Regions from separate parts of the Homo sapiens genome. Here region 2 is linked to region 1. The links are chromatin loops, found by intact Hi-C in ENCODE. Cell type or tissue: heart right ventricle. All regions are shown on one strand.

Region 1 (8,000 bases):
GCACTGGCATTGCCTGTGGCCCCTTGGTCCTGACCAAGCTCAGGAATGTTTTCTGTCACCAGGACCCTGTGCCAGGGCTTTGCCCTCCCCGAGCACAGGCGTTCCCCGGGTGTGTGTGTGTGCACGTGCATGTGTATGCTGGGGCATGGGGGTGTTGGTGTCAATGCTCTGAGGGAGCCTGACAGTTGGAGGTGTGGATTCTGGGACACTGGGATGTATCGGGGAGGTGGGGGAGAGGGGAAGAGGTGAACCAAAGCCCTGGAGTCCTGGAGAGTCGGGGAGGAAGGGGGCCAGCTGGGGAGACAGACAGCCACATTCTTGAAAAGGAGAAGGGAGGGAGGAGTGGCAACTAAGTTCCTGCGGAGGCGGGGGCGGGGGTTGGGGGGGTCGAGGAATCACTCCAGAGCAGGCCCCCAACATGCTGGGGAATGCTGTGCCCCTTCAGGTGTAGGTGAGGAGGGGCTTGGGCGCAGACCTTCCAGGTGGACCTGGGCTGCCTAATGCTGTCATCATGGCGATGGTGGCAGGCAAACAATGGCAGATTTTGTGCCAAGACTCGTGTCCTGCCCTTCTCTCCTTAAGAATTCAGCTCCTCTAGGAAACAGGTGGCCAGCATCTCCCCATCTTTGGGGAGACCCTCCCTGCCCTGCCCTGTTCATTTGCCTCTGCGGAATGAGGCCTCTGGAGTCCCAGGAGTCTGGCCACCTCCCACCAGGGCAGGCTGCACCACATTAGGCTCTGATGGACTCACCCTGATGATTCTACCACCTGTTATCTCTGCATAGACCATCCAGCCCGCCAGGATCTCTGCTGAACTCCTACCATCCCCCAAGGCCCAACTTTCCCTGACCGCTGCAAGCAGATTCAATTCCCTCTCATCTGGGATCCCACAGCTCCTTGGGTTGTTTTTACACACTGGAAACTTCTTGAGGGCAGGGGCTGAGTCCCATTCACCACTGTATCCACCAGACCTGAGGACCAGTAGGTACTCACTGAATGTCTGCTGAACGAATTCATTTATTTCCATTGAGCTCATTAGGCCTCTCTCTTCCTCATAATTAGGAAGCAGAAAGGTTGCTTTTTCCTTTAACAATCCACCTTTGGAAGCTGATGGCAAGAGCTCAGCTTTTGCAAGCAGAAGGCAGTCCAGCTAGATTCCTGGGGCACATGACTGCATTAAAAAACAAACAAACAAAAATCATGCATGCTCAAGGAGGTGCATTTAAAGGAGACACTGTGTGGCCAGGCACCCGCCAGTAATCCCAGGACTTTGGGAGGCCAAGGTGGGAGGATCCCTTAAGCCCAGGAGTGAGACCAGTAGCCTGGCCAACATGGCAAAACCCCATCTCTACTAAAAATGGAAAAATTAGCTGGGCATGGTGGTGCATGTCTGTAGTCTCCGCTATGTGGGAGGCTCAGGTAGGAGGATCACCAGAGCCTGGGAGGCAAAGGCTGCAGTGAGTGGAGACTGTGCCACTGCACCCCAGGCTGGGTAACAGAGAAAGACCCTGTCTCAAAAAAAAAAGAAAGAAAAAAAAAAGACAAATGGTAAACAAGACACTTGTAGTATATTAAGAGCTTCACATTAAATATTCATCATTATACAGTGTGTCACATAGATTTGGAATGTTACAAGAGACTTCAGCAGTAGGTGGCTGGTTTAAGGCTCCTGGCAGGGATGCAAACAGCCCCAAGGAGGGAGGTGGAAAGGCCAAGGGGCACCTGTGTTCCAGGACCAAGGGGCTTGCCCTCCTGCAAGCGCGCCTGTGAACAAGTCCCCGTGGGGTTCTGGGAGGTGCGCCCACATCTAAGACTGTGCGCCCTGCACTCCCTCTGGATGGCTTGCCGAATTTGGTCTTCGCTGATCACCAATTCTGGAAGGGTGGAGAGACAGTTGGCTGGACAGCTGCCTGATTCGGCCATGACCCTTCACGGGTGTCTGTGGGCCAACACCAAACGCCAGCCTGCTCTGCTGGCAGGGCTTCTACCTGCACAGTCCCTAGGGCTGCAAGAGCAAATGGGGACCCTGGCTGCCGGTCCTTGCCAGGCCCTTGGTCAATGATATCACCACTTCTGAGACAGCGTCTGGGGAGCTACCGGAACTTCGTGTTCAGCATCTTACAAAGGGGGCCGCTGGTTCTGGGAATGGGCAGAGGGAGCCTGCAGCTCCACCCTGTTGACCGGACGCCTTGCGGGTAGCTGCTTCAGGTTTCCCTCCTGCTCACTCTCAGGCCACAGAGGGGCCCCGGCCCACAGCCGCCCTGTGAGGACAGGGCCTGCCTCCTGAAGCCTCGGAGTCTTTGCACCCCTTTCCTGGGAACAGCTACGCTGTGAGCCTCTCTCCAGGAGAGGGTGTCAGCCTGGGCCATTCTTCTGACTTCAGGACGGGACTGGCAGGCGGTGGGGCCCTCTTCCCCTACAAAGCCTCCTTTCTTTCTGTGGGCGCCATCCTGTTTGGGGGGCTGCCAGAAGGGCCCTTGACTCCTCAGCGCTCAAGGACAGAGTTGCTCAAGTGGGCAGGCATTATGGTCAATAATAAAGCCAGCAAAGAAGGGAGACACAGAAACAGCCGCTAGTGCTGGAGGTTCTCAGACAAAATGCCGAGGGCGCGACGTTGTGTGGCAGGAGCTTTTCTTTTCTCTCAAAGAAATCCAGCTCAATTTTTTCCCCAATTAATTGGCAGCAGATGAAAAAAAAAAAAAACAAACCCAAAACAAAAACCAAACCAAAGCCAGTAACCTGAATGTGAGTGTTTCTGAAAGGGAAAAGCTGTTTCAATTGTTAGATGTCCAAGAAAACATGAATACAGGCTGACACAGGAAACGGTCACAATTAGAGGAAGAAGAGGGAGAGGTTCATAAAATTAAGGGAAAAAAATTCTTTTCAGCAGCTCCCATCCTGTAAGCTGGCTCCTCTGCTGGCCTCTGTCCCTGAGAGGGGCAGGAGGTTGGGCCTCCCAGGGAAACTTCAGGAAGACGAAGGCCAGGGACAGAGGGAGGGTCCCAGGAATACCCTAAGAGGCCAAGTCAGGGCCAGAGGGCACAGCTGCCAGCTTCCACTGAGACCCTCCCAGAGCCTTTTCTGAGGAGCAATGTGCCCGGGAAGATGGTCTACAGGGAAGGACCGTGAGGTGCGGCCCCACCCAGCAGCCTCAGGAAGTGGCTGGACCTGAACTTGCCAGTGTGAGGTCTCACCCTCCTCCCCCGCCGGAGGGTTGTTCCCCCTCTTCCTCAGCCTCTCTTGGGCCTCCTCTGAGAATAAGCCTTGGGGTCCAGGCTCCTCTGTTTGGCCAAGTGCCAACTCCTCACTCATCTTGTCATTTCCCACCTACCTTCCCACTCCCCCAAAGGAAAGCACGAATCGTTCCAGGGTGTCCCTGCCTTCCTCCCTCATTGAGGGATGTTTTAGGAAATGCCAAACAGGCAAGGAAAGGATTGGCTTCTTTAAGAGATTAAACCCAGGCCACAGCCAGCGTGGTCTCTATGAGGGCTGGGCCACGTGGACGTGCCAGACAAGGCCTGGGAGGAAGACCCAAGAGGCAGACTGGTCACTAAAGGCGGGTCACCAAGGGCAGGGCTTTGCACAAACCGCTGAAGTCCACGCAGCTACCTAAAGGGGCAGGGCTCAGTCCCAGCTCGACACGTGGCCTTGGCGAGTCCTCCTTCTCCGGGCCTGTGTCTCTGCATGTGAACAGTGAGCTGGAACCACCTCCAAACAGTCTCTAAAGACATGAGCAGCGCTGATGTCTGAACCTGCTGATGACATTCAAACTCGGCCCCTTGTGCTCTGCCCAGGTGGGCCAGGGATGACAGTCGTCAAACTTCTAGTTCATTCAGACCAGCTGGTGCCTGGCGAAGGCTCTGGAACCCTTGTATCTCATTCAGGAGAGGGCAGCCACATCTTCATGCTACTGGGTGGGTGGAAAAAGCAGGAGAGCTGAGAAACTCTTAGCCTCATCGGGGCTGCCTGGCCTGTGTGGGAGGACCCTGCTATGGCAAGCAAGAGAGAGGTCGCGTGTGCGTGTGCGTGTGTAGGTGTTCTTGTGTGTGGAAGCAGTGTGGACCACTGAGGGCTGTGTGTGTGTGTGTGTGTGTGTGTAGGTGTTCTTGTGTGTGGAAGCAGTGTGGACCACTGAGGGCTGTGTGTGTGTGTGTGTGTGTGTGTGTAGGTGTTCTTGTGTGTGGAAGCAGTGTGGACCACTGAGGGCTCTATGTCCCTGGGAGGTCAGGATTCTCCCTCCTCCATGGGCAGGGTGACAGCAAGGCCATGCAGAACCAACGAAAGAGCATTGGCTGCAGAACCGCTCTGCTGCTGGTGAGCTGTGTGGCTTTGGGCAAATGACGTTCCTTCTCTGTCTCCCTTTCCCTACATGCCAAATACCTCCCAGGTGGTGCTAACAGATAGTGGGGAGAGAGCCCTTTGTAGCCAGCTGGGTGCTGTGTCCAGGGGTTGGGGGGGTGTCAACACAGACGTCCCACTGCAGGAGGGAAAGACTGGTTTTTTGGTCAACACTGGAGGCTCCTGACTATGTCCACTGCTGAAGCCTGAACTCTGAGCTCTGGGTTGACTCCCAGAGTGCTACCGACTGCCTCAGCCCAGTTGTCAGAGCAGACGGCTCTTGTGTCCAGAGCTGCTGAGGGCTGGAGCTGAGGCCTCGGCCTCCCTCCCCTCCCTGGGGCCTGCCACAGCAGCAAGCCCAGAGGAGACACGCCTTGCTCTGGGAGTGAAACCAGAACTGCCCCCTCAGAGACCCTCTGCAGTATATCAAAAAAGGATAAGGCTATATATTAAATGACTATTTTATTTACACACCCTATTCATAAATAATTGAATCCTCTTTTTGACTGCACAATGATTCCTTGAAGATAGCCTAATGATTACACTGAGTGACTACAAGTAGATCAGTGGGCTTACCCATCTGTGTGTGACCACCTTCTCACATCTGTACTCACACACACACTCACACAGACACACATATACACACCAGCGGGGCGGGAACCCCGGGGCCTCCGGGACTCTCAAAGCACCAGCATTTGGCTCCCAGCATCAGTAGGGGGGCTCCTGTGGGAAAACTTTGCCCTGTACAGAGGTGTGAATTTGAGACAGCTGGAGAACAAAGAGATGTCAGCCAGGGAGCTCCCGCCCCACCCTACCCCGCCCCTCGGAGCTGGTCTGCCTTTGTTCATCCTGGAAGGCATCTCTTTGGATTTGCAAATATTTTAATTCACAGAAACTCAAGGAGAGGGTGGGGGTGGGGGCTGGGGTGGTGTGTTGCCGCCCTTCTGTCTTTATCCAGGCCTTCTCCAGCCCCCGTAAGTGGCAACAGCATTCTAGAGACATGCAGTGGTGTGCTAGTACCATACACACAACACAAACGACACAGCCAGCAACAGTGGCTGGGCTGGTTGGTGGGGGGCCTCTGGCACCTCCAAGTCTCAGGCTCTGTCACAGAGCAGGGCAGGTCTGGTCCGCTCACAGGGTCCTCACAGCCACGGGATAGAGGAGGGACAAGTGCTCAGCCCCTTTGATGGGTAGCTTTCTGGTGGTGTAGTAGTGGATGACTTCCGGGACACTGTCGAACGGAGGGCTGTTCTGACCCAGAACGTATTTCTCTTTGGTTTTGGCCAGTTTCATGTGCATAAAACCCTGGTTGCTCCTGTGAACAAAACACAGAGTTATCAGAACTACCCCCCTGACACTCAGGCTGAGGCCAAGGGTCTCCTCAGCTGTCTGGGACAGAAGGGATCCCAGCCATGAAGTGGCTGTGAGCTGCACCTCTCCAAGCCAGGACCGAGGCCCAGGACCAGATGAAATGCAGCTGCACCCAAGCGCACCCCCAATTCCGGCATCTGACCCGGAACCAGCAGCAGCCGCCACTGCTACAAGAGAGCATTCCAACACTGAGCGCTTCTAGGGACTTCTTCAGAAAAACAAAACAAAACAAAACAAAACAAAACAAAACAAAACAAAACAAAACAAAACAAAACTTAGTCCCTCTTTTCTATTACCAGTGCATATCCCTGTTTAAGCCTTGCCTGACAGGTGCAAAGTGTGTTCATGTCCCCAATGCCATGACAAGTGGGTAGGGCAGGGGTCATCACCCCCAGTTTCCAGAGGAGGAAACTGTGTGGCAGGGATGGCAAGTGATCTGTCCTTCCCTTTCAGTAGTAGGAAACTGTCACTGGGAAGGGGCCACCCAGCCAGGGACTACATTTCCCAGCCTCCCTTGCAGGCAGTTAGCCATGTGACTTGGCTTAGCCACTGGAAGGTGGGCAGAAAGTCTGTACTACCTGCCCTTCTTTATAAACCCTGTCTCCTGCAAGGTCCAGCCTGTGTTGCCTCTGCTGGGTGGTTTTCCAGGCTCCCACAGGCAGAGCTCCTTCCTTCATCTGGTGGCACTGAGGACACGCATGCCTTCCTGAACTGTAGGTACTTAGCCACCATCCCGGCTCCTCTGAGCATGCCATGGAGCAGGGCCCAGTCTATGTCCACCATGCTTGGCTTCAGACCTGCTTGGGAGGAGCCACCTGAAGTCTGCTCAAGGAAAAGCAGTGGGTGGGTTTCTCAGAGATCAGAGCACACAGCCCTTGCAGCCTGCCTGCATCAGCTCACGAGGGCCAAAGCCACAGTCCTCCCACCAGCATTTGCCTAGCCCCAGCAGACCTCTCCCAGCTCTCACCAGGGCTGCAGCCACACTGGATCCCTCACCCCTCCACCAGCCTGTCCTCTGCCTGCCCACTCAGTTCCACGCCTTTTATGATTCTACTGTGATTCTGCCACCAGACGTGTGGATGCTTTAGATTTTCCAAAGCACAGTCCACTTTATCGGGTGTCTGTCCCTTAGGTAGAAAGCTGGAGCTTCTGACAAATCACCTGCCCCCATCTCCACGGCCTCCAGCAGACTCCCCCAACCTGAGCTCCAAGCAGACTTGAAGGTTTGCAGCCTTTCCGCTCCAGCTCCGCCCCTAGCCGCTGTCGCTCCCACAGGGGCTCTCAGGGCTTGAACACATCTCTTCCAGTCAGGACTGGGCTTCCCAAGCTTACAAGTGCCCACTCTATTAACACCTTAATTTGGGCTCCAGGACCATTTTTAAATGGGCAGAACAAATGCTTAATGAAGTGCGAGCACTAAGCAATATGTCTGCTCATAATAATGTATTTAGAGATGTCACCCTTAGCTTAAAGGAAATCGTTGGGAGAGCCAATTACATTTCAAGAGAGACTAATTCCTGTAAAGAACTGGAATTTAAATCAAGATTTTTTTTAAGGCTGGCAATGTTCTAATTACAGAGCCTGTGGCAAGTTCTGCTCCTCAGTGAAGGGTCATTTCATCGGAGAATTGCCTAGACACGTCTGAGAAGCAGGCGGCGCACTCGCTTAGGCTGCAGAAAGGAAACGGCATGTGTGTTACAAGAAGAATGTAAAACTCCATTCCAGCAAAGACTCACCTACCCACCACGCCGAAGAGACCACAGATCTGTGCCAGTTTGGAAAGGGCTGTGATTGCTTAAGTAATGCGCTGAAACTGTGTGGCTGAGAAAACAGCAGAAGAGTTAAAAAGCTGAGCTCTCAGAGCCACATGCCCAGCTTTGCCTGGAGAAGGGGTGTGGAAGGGCGAGAGAGCAGGGCTGGTAAGGAGGGGCTGCAGGTGCCAGGGACACTCAGCAGGGAGGAGGGTATGACCCTGGGCACATCATTCCCCTCTGCGTGCATGCACTGAGTGGCCTTACGTTTTTGGGGTGCTGGACCAGCAGGCTTTGTGATTCTCACAGATCTATACCTGGGGGACAGAGTGGAGGAGGTGTCAGGCAGAGGGTCACAGCCGCTGGCGGGAACTGAGTCTGCCAGTGTGCAGGTATGAAGCTGCAGGGGAACAAGCCAGTTTCATTTTCAAGGTTAGGAGAGTAACTCACATGGGTGAAGGCAACATTTCATATGAATTTGTTCTACGGCATCTGGCAAGGGAAGTGGACAGTGATAGCAGCAATGGCTCTGACAGA
Region 2 (8,000 bases), 110 kb after region 1:
GAGAGGGATGGAGCTGAGCCAAGAGGTCTCTTCTGGTGCGTTTACCCAGCTGAAGCAATGGTACTGTGCGGGGCTCCCATCTGCTTGGCTCCTACCCCGGATCTCACACCCCATCTCCCACCTAGGGTTTGAAGCAGATAATGGCTTTGCAAATGCATTGGAGACTGCGCAGAATCACAGGAGTCCCCAGAAGCCACCCTCCCTAGTGCAGGCTGCCTCCCCTCCCAAAGCCCAAGTATCATTTTCTCCTGGTCTAGGGCCCTGTCCCAGAGACTAAGCAGGCACCTCCCCGAGGAAGCACATGGACAAAACCAAATGGGGACCCTATGGGCCTCTTTAGATCCTGCAACATCAATCAGCCTGGCAGCTTCAAGGAGGGCCCAGAGCTGTTGTGCCAATAATGGACGGGCTCATGCACCCTGTGATACCTATGAAGGCCTCAGGGGCAAGTCCATGTGGGCCAGGCCATAGTCCCTCACGACTGGCTAGTGGTAAATCAGAACACCACGGTGTGCCCATTTCATCACCCTGCAGCTGGGGTGCTGGAAACCCAGGCTTGCTCACAACCCCACACACAGAGAAGCAAGCCACCCTCAGTGATACCCTTCCTGACTGCCTCTAAAACCAATCTCCTCCTTTGTGCAAACAAATATGGCTCAGGCCACACCAGAATTGCGAAGAGGAACTCCAGCCAGAAGGCCTGTGGCACCTCTAACCCGGCAAGGCCAGCTCCAGCGCAGGCTGAGTTAGCTGAGGAGACATACTAACAGCCAGTGAAAGAAGTTAAGGAGTCTATTTATTCATTAAAACAAAATCCTTTCTGGCATCTCAGCAATTGACAAAATCAGGTCTCAAAACAGTACTTATAAAAGGATTCCATTTTTCTAAAATATAACATCAAAGAAATGTGTTTATATCCATAGAAAAAGGACCAGAAAGAAATGAAATACAGCACACAGATGCATGCTCTCTGCCTCCCTGGTCACCTGCCATTCCACGGGGTGGTAGGGTGAGGGTGAGGGGGCACCTTGCCTGCTGCTCCTCTGTGATCAAGCCCTCCAGGGCCAGGGCATGGACAAGTGGATACAGGACCACCGAGCTTCCCAGGCCCAGGGAACCCTCCTTGCTCCTGGAGCTTTCCCTTCATGGCCCTGGACCCCTTACTGCATCCTAGCCAGAAGCCTATTTGTAAACATGTAAATGATTCTAGTCCACCACAGCCTTTGCCTTGAAATCTCCACCAGGCCCAAAGCTTTCAACACCAAGTGGTCCAATCAACTCTGCCCAGCCCCAGCCTGGCATAAAGGGGTGTGAGTAAATGCTGGGGGAGTCAATGAGCAAATTAATCTACAGAGGGTCTATGGGGCCATTTCTCTCCAGGGCAAAGCCAGAAGTCCTACCAATAAGGGACAATTCATACAACAGTATAGACAAGCAAGGTTTTACTCAAGTGCTTGCCCATTTTCTGGCTGCATGACTTTGGGCAACTTACATGACATACTTGATCTCTCTGTGCTTCCATTTCCTCATTTATAAAATGAGAATAATACCAAGACCTACCCTCATGGGGTTGCTATGAGATTTTTTTTTTTAATTTGTTTATTTTTTAGATGGAATCTCGCTCTGTTGCCCAGGGTGAAGTGCAATGGCGTGATCTAGGCTCACTGCAACCTCCATCCCCTGGTTCAAGCAATTCTCTCACCTCTGCCTCCCGAGTAGCTGGGATTACAGGCACACGCCACCACGTCCAGCTAATCTTTGTATTTTTAGTACAGACAGGGTTTCACCATGTTGGCCAGGCTGCTCTCGAACTCCTGACCTCAAGTGATACGCCTGCCTCAGCCTCCAAAAGTGCTGGGATTACAGGTGTGAGCCACCACACCCGGCCTGCTATGAGATTTAAATGAGTTAGTATTTGTCAAATGCTTAGACCAATATGCATGGTAAGCACTGCTGAAGTATTTGATAAATAAGTAAATGTGTACACATTTGCACAGCATCTGCCCCTGCACCTAGATGTACACGTGCATGCGTGTACACAAGCAAGTATGCCCACACTCCCATATGCTTCAGCACAACAGCATGCATTGCAACTGGTTTTCTCCACATCACTGCGAGATGGATGTGGGTGTACTCTCACAGCCAGTGGGGAAAGGGAGAAGGGCTGCAGTCTGCCCTAAACCACAAAGTCCAGTGAGGGCATGACCAGCAGCTGTGGCCAATGGAACCAGCTATCTGGCTGGACCCAGCTATCACACCAGCTGCTGCTCCCAGTCAGAGAGCAACTGCCCACCCAACCAAGCCCACACAGGTCTGGCCTGGGGCAGGGGACCCCAGATCCATTAGTCCTGGACCATGTACAACTTCCCCCCTCAGAGATGTTGAGCCCCCAGAGCGCACACTCTGTAGACGACACAGCAAAATGAGCCCAGATAAACACCACCTGCCCACCTCTTTCCTCCAGGTATATAAGAGGCCTCACTGCTGCGATTCCTCCCACTTGCTGCTTTCTCTAACCTCAAGCTTCCTCACAAAGGGCTGCAGAGAGCAGAGGAAATGCTCTAAGTCAGGCATAACGGGGATTTTAAGAGGCCGGGCCCAATGCACTTTATTTCTGGGGTTAAGAACATTAGGTTCTTATTTTTAAATGCCAGTATATCAGGGACTGATGTTTATAGTTTCCAGGGCTAGCTTCACAGGTGAGTGGCCTGTGCAGTCGCAAAAGGCCCCTGCACTTGGTTTAACAGCCTGCCATCACCATTTGGAAATTCTTAATAATTTTTAAATGAGGGGCCTCACATTCTTATTTTTTGTGGGATGGGCCCTGCAAATTATGTAGCTGATCGTGATGACCCCTCCCCAAACACCAACATCCAGAAGTTTCCATGGGGAGCTTGAGGCCCAGACTGTAATCCCCTCCTCTTGCCAGCAGGGCACCATTAGCTAAGTCATTCTATCAGCTCCTCAATTTCCCCATCTGTAGAATGGGTAGAGTGGGTTGTTAGGGCCAGAATCCTGGATTTCATGGACTACTATACAAAAAAATTATACAAAAAAAAAAGGGGGGAAAGACAAGATCACGCACACTAAAAGAACCCAACCGCCATCTGTCTTCACCCACATTTTATGAAGGAAAGGGCTGGGCATGGTGGCTCATGCCTTTAACCCCAGCACTTTGGGAAGCCAAGGTGGGAGCATCACGAGGTCAGGAGATAGAGACCATCATGGCCAACCATGGTGAAACCCCGTCTCTACTAAAAATACAAAAATTAGCTGGGCGTGGTGGTGTGTGCTTGTAATCCCAGCTACTTGGGAGACTGAGGCAGGAGAATCGCTTGAACCCGGGAGGCAGAGGTTGCAGTGAGCCGAGATCTCGCCACTGCACTCTAGCCTGGTGACAGAGCGAGAGACTATGTCTCAAAAAACAAAACAAAACAAAATCAAACGAAAAAAGATAAAGACAATAACAATTTAACAGTAAAAAGGTAAAAAGGAAATTGAGAATAAAGCATAGTCCTTTAAGGTGAGTAAGTTTAGCTTCATAAGAAACCCCTAACCGTCCATTTTTCTAATTTCATTGGAGATCACCATGCTTTCTAGGGAAGCATTACCCCAGGTGAGTGTTTCAGTCCTTTTAGTATTACTTTAGAAACCAAGCCTTCCTATGATGTCAATGGTCTGGTGTGCATGTTATTGCTTAAGAGCACTGACTTTTCCAGACCCTCTTCCCACCCTGTGTCCCTTCCGCTTTAAGGGGACATCTGAGACCATCACGGGAGCTGGTTTCCATGAAACACCAACACAGCACTTGACAACGGCTGTATGAATCGGGCCCAGAATGGCCCTTATTTATTAATGCACATTGTAAAATCTCCTTCCAAATGCAAAGTCATAAATCACCTGCCACTGGAAACATTCTATCCTGAAAGGGAGGCAAAGGTATCTTGAACTGAATCCCAGACTTACCCATTTCAAAAGAGCAAACTTTGATCCACTGCTGATGAGTAAATCAAGGGGAGGCAGGCCCCTTGCTGATAACTTGGCTATCACAAGACACCTCAACCTACCACCCAGCTTTCTCTCTTCACCCACTTCTCTGTGAAGACCTGGGACCGGGCAGGACTCATGGGGGCTGAGTCCCAGAGCCTGGGATCCTCCAGTGCCAGGGCCCGAGAACCTCGGACCAGACCCTCCAAGCGCCTGAGTGTTCTAGAGGACTAGAACAGGCAGGAGGCTAAGGGACGATGCTTACAGAGGGGGCACCGCCTAGAGAGCACCTTCTCTACAAGCCAGGCTCTTGGCTCTGTGCTTTCACGTACATCATCGTATTTCATCCTTCCTAATCACCTCATTTTCAGATGAGAAAACCGAAGCTCAGAAATGTCTAGGAACCCTGCCAAGGCCTCAGAGCACAGAAGGCTACGCAGGTTTCAACCCAGGCCAGCGTCACCCCAAAGCTCTGGCTCTCCTGGGCTACCTACAGCCTGTTGTATGAGTTTCTAAGTCCAGGCTCCTTCTGGGCAACAGGAAGAGATCTCTGAAGGGAAGTTTGACAGGAAGAAGCAGCAGCTTTGCCAGCTTGGCTCAGTTGCGCCAACCGTGAGCAAAGGCCACCTGACAACTCCCTTAAGTCAGCTGAGTGCTGGAAGTCTCCCTTCCCCTTCCTCAGCTGCCCTGTGACTCCGGCACACCTGCAACCTGCCCTGCCCGGGCCACACCTGGGGAAGCAGTGCTTCCGCCTGCAGCCTTTGAAGCCTGGCTTCCAGCTCTCCTCTCCCTCCACCCTGTACCAGCCGTATCCCTCCTGCCTGGGGGATCCTACTTCCCCACATACCAAAGCCAGTGCAGCGTGGCACAGTCCTTGTCTTCAAGTTACACAGAATGAGCACCAGCGTTGTTTTGAAGTTGTCCCCATGGAGAGGCCCCGGACCCCAACACCAAACCTCTGCACATGGAAGCATACCCGTGCCAGGCAGAGGAGGGAATGACAGCCAGAAGGAAAACCTGCTTCTCTAGAAAGAGTGAGCCCTGGTACTGGGCCCAGTATGCACTAAGTACTAAGTGCTAAAATATGCTGGCTGTTGTTATTTTCAAACATGACTGTAAAGAAAACCTGATTTTTCTCATCAGAACCAGCAAGAAAATGGAATTTTATGGTAGAAGTGGTTCCATTTTCATCTGGTTAGGGTGAGACCAGCTGAATTAGAAAACCAAGCATCCACAATGCAGTGAGGACTGGACGATCTAAGGAGATGAGGCGGCCCTCAGGGTCAGCATGGTTAGCCTGCAATCACCCTCAAAGCAGGTGCTGGCTCCAATGGGGCATCTGGGAATAATTTAAAGCCTATGCTTTCCTAAGATAAAAGTGAGCACCCCATCACCTCTATGGGTGCCCCATGATCATGCCCATTTATCAGGGATAACACCAGTGACTGGGGCCAGCCAATTCGGGGAGGGGGCCCTTCCAACCCACAGATCCCAGAAAAATGTACTCCTTGGAGACATTTAAACCAATACCCCAGCTGGTGCGGTGGCTCATGCTGGTAGAATTTGGGAAGATCACTTGAGCCCGCGAGTTCGAGACCAGCCTGGACAATATAGGGAGACCCTGCCTCCACAAAAAATAAAAATTAAAATTAATCCAATGCCCTAGTTGACCAATCATTTCGGAAGGGCTTGGAGAGGGTCCACCTGAGTGGTCTCGTTACACTCCCCCTCCCCATATTTTTGTTATGCCCATCCTCTGATCAGTGGGCAACAGGATAAAACAGGTGGTCCCGAGTTTCCCATCTATCCTGGGTCCCACAACTAGAGCTGTTGCAGCCCCAGCCTCTCCATAACTCTCAGTCTTATGGACTGGCTCACGCAGGCCTGCTTGGTGAGTAAGGCAGGAAAGGCCCTCAAAGCTGTCCACAGCCTTTCCTACCCAGGAAAAAACTGCTGTAAAATCCTGACACCCCCCCAGCACCACCTCCTGGATTTAAGAAGGGGGAGGTGGCTTGGGTTTTAAAAAGAAAATTGGATTCCCATTCATGAATTACCCACACCGAGGGCACTTAACAGGTGAAACGGGTTCTGCCATTGATGAATGAGCTCGGGTAATAACGGGGCTCACCCTTCGCCATTAAAAATATTAACCTCATTCCTGGCCCAGCGATGTCATAAACCCAGGGCCCCTGAAGCTCTCTCTCATGGCCACACTTCCCATCTGCCTGGTGAGGGAGTTCAATGTGCACCTCTCACCCTGCGGGCAAGCCCTTTGGGAAGTGTACTAACGCCCCTCATAAAACCAACTGCAGGTAGACAGGAGGAAGAAATAATGTAATAACTTGCCACCTGTATGCAAGAATTCAGAGGCCTCCACTGCCTGGGACCTTTACTAAAGTGATGCAGTGCTCATGTGGTCTAACACAGCTTCCCACAGCCAACCTGACCACAGGCTGCAAGGACAGTGATAATGATGTTATGATCCACCATGAGAGAGGAGACTGTCTCCCTCTACTCTGTACAACCAAAGGACCAATGGAGAATCACGTCCAGCTCTTTGGGAGGTCCCCTGTGGCAGGGAGCTCACTACCTCCCCAAATACTCTGTTATACTTTGAATAGCTCTGTCTGATCATTCTTCCTGAAATTGAGTTGAAATCTTTTTGAGAACTTCTACTGGTTGGTTCTCATTCTGTCCTCTGATCCCACAGAACACGCCTGCATCCTGTGCCAGGGGTTGACCACTGTCTTGCATGCCCCCAACAGATACCCCTGAATCTTCTCTAGTACTTCATGTTTTTGGTTTGTTCATTTGTTTGTTTTATTGAGACGCAGTCTCGCTCTGCCACCCAGGCTGGAGTGCAGTGGTGCGATCTCAGCTCACTGCAACCTCTGCCTCCCGGGTTCAAGTGATTCTCCTGCCTCAGCCTCCAGAGTAGCTGGGATTACAGGTGTGCACCACCATGCCTGGCTATTTTTTGTATTTTTAGCAGAGATGGTGTTTCACCATGTTGGTCAGGCTGGTCTAGAACTCCTGGCCTCAGGTGATCTGCCCACCTCGGCCTCCCAAAGTGCTGGGATTACAGGCATGAGCCACCCCATCCGGCCTGGGCCTTGTACTTTAATTAAGGAGCGGTCACCAGGATGATAAAGAGCCCAGACTCTCCCCCACGTCTCATGGGCATAATTGAAGGGACCGAGGGGTATCTACTAGAGAAGATTCAGGGGTATCTGTTGGGGGCATGCAAGACAGTGGTCAACCCCTGGCACAGGATGCAGGCGTGTTCTGTGGGATCAGAGAACAGAATGAGAACCAACCAGTAGAAGTTCTCAAAAAGATTTCAACTCAATTTCAGGAAGAATGATCAGACAGAGCTATTCAAAGTATAACAGAGTATTTGGGGAGGTAGTGAGCTCCCTGTCACAGGGGACCTCCAAGCAGAAGCGGGTTGAGCACTTGGCAAGGAGGACCTAGACTGAGATCCTTTGCCACTAGAAACTCTATAGTCCTCCTGAGATTTTTATGGTACCCTGAAGCATAGGACTGGGGATAGGGGAGCCAGTGTTGAAGGGGTTGCTCCAACCTTATAAAACTGCATCCCTCCCTCTCACTTTCACAGGCTGCTCAGTGAGAGAGGTTCTCCACCTCTTTCCCCAGTGGCATGTGAAAGGTTGGGTGCCATGGGAGAAGCACAGAATCACATCCTGAAGTTCAGCAATGCCCACGGTGGGGTAGGTCTTGGGGACAGAAGGACAAAGCTCAGTCAGTGTCTACCTTCCATGAGTGGATAATCTAGGGAGAGGTCAGCAACCCTCTCCTGTAAATTACCATATAGAAAATATTTTAGGTTCCTGAGGGTCATACAGTACTCCTGGTTTAGTCCAGTGATTCTCAACATAGCTGCACATCAGAAAAACTCCTGGGGAGCTTTTACAATGCACCATGCCTAAGTTTGGCCCCCAGAAATTCTGATTTAAGTGGCCCAAGGTGGGGCCTGGGATTAGTATTTCTAA

The links. Peaks named below come from ENCODE experiments on the same cell type or tissue, not always from the same donor. Only the 100,000 strongest peaks of a DNase experiment are listed, where the experiment ranks them.
Region 2: a loop joins it to region 1, with 3.0 times the contacts of the local background. A loop is called at or near these places in 5 of 110 quality-filtered maps.

The regions. Positions count from the first base shown.
Region 1 is chr9:37,914,349-37,922,348 of GRCh38, forward strand. It overlaps SHB (SH2 domain containing adaptor protein B), which reads right to left. Exons shown (of 6, transcript NM_003028.3): 6 at 1,550-5,656. The coding sequence ends at 5,473. Among named protein-coding and RNA genes, the nearest start is that of SLC25A51, 14 kb to the left of the region's middle. In heart right ventricle, no CTCF peak of the experiment used is centred here; no DNase peak of the experiment used is centred here; H3K4me3 peaks cover 629 bases; H3K27ac peaks cover 3,467 bases.
Region 2 is chr9:38,027,903-38,035,902 of GRCh38, forward strand. All of the region lies in intron 1 of SHB (SH2 domain containing adaptor protein B), which reads right to left. Among named protein-coding and RNA genes, the nearest start is that of SHB, 37 kb to the right of the region's middle. RefSeq lists enhancers at 1-182, 2,240-2,739, 4,170-4,671 and a silencer at 894-1,063. In heart right ventricle, no CTCF peak of the experiment used is centred here; no DNase peak of the experiment used is centred here; H3K27ac peaks cover 548 bases.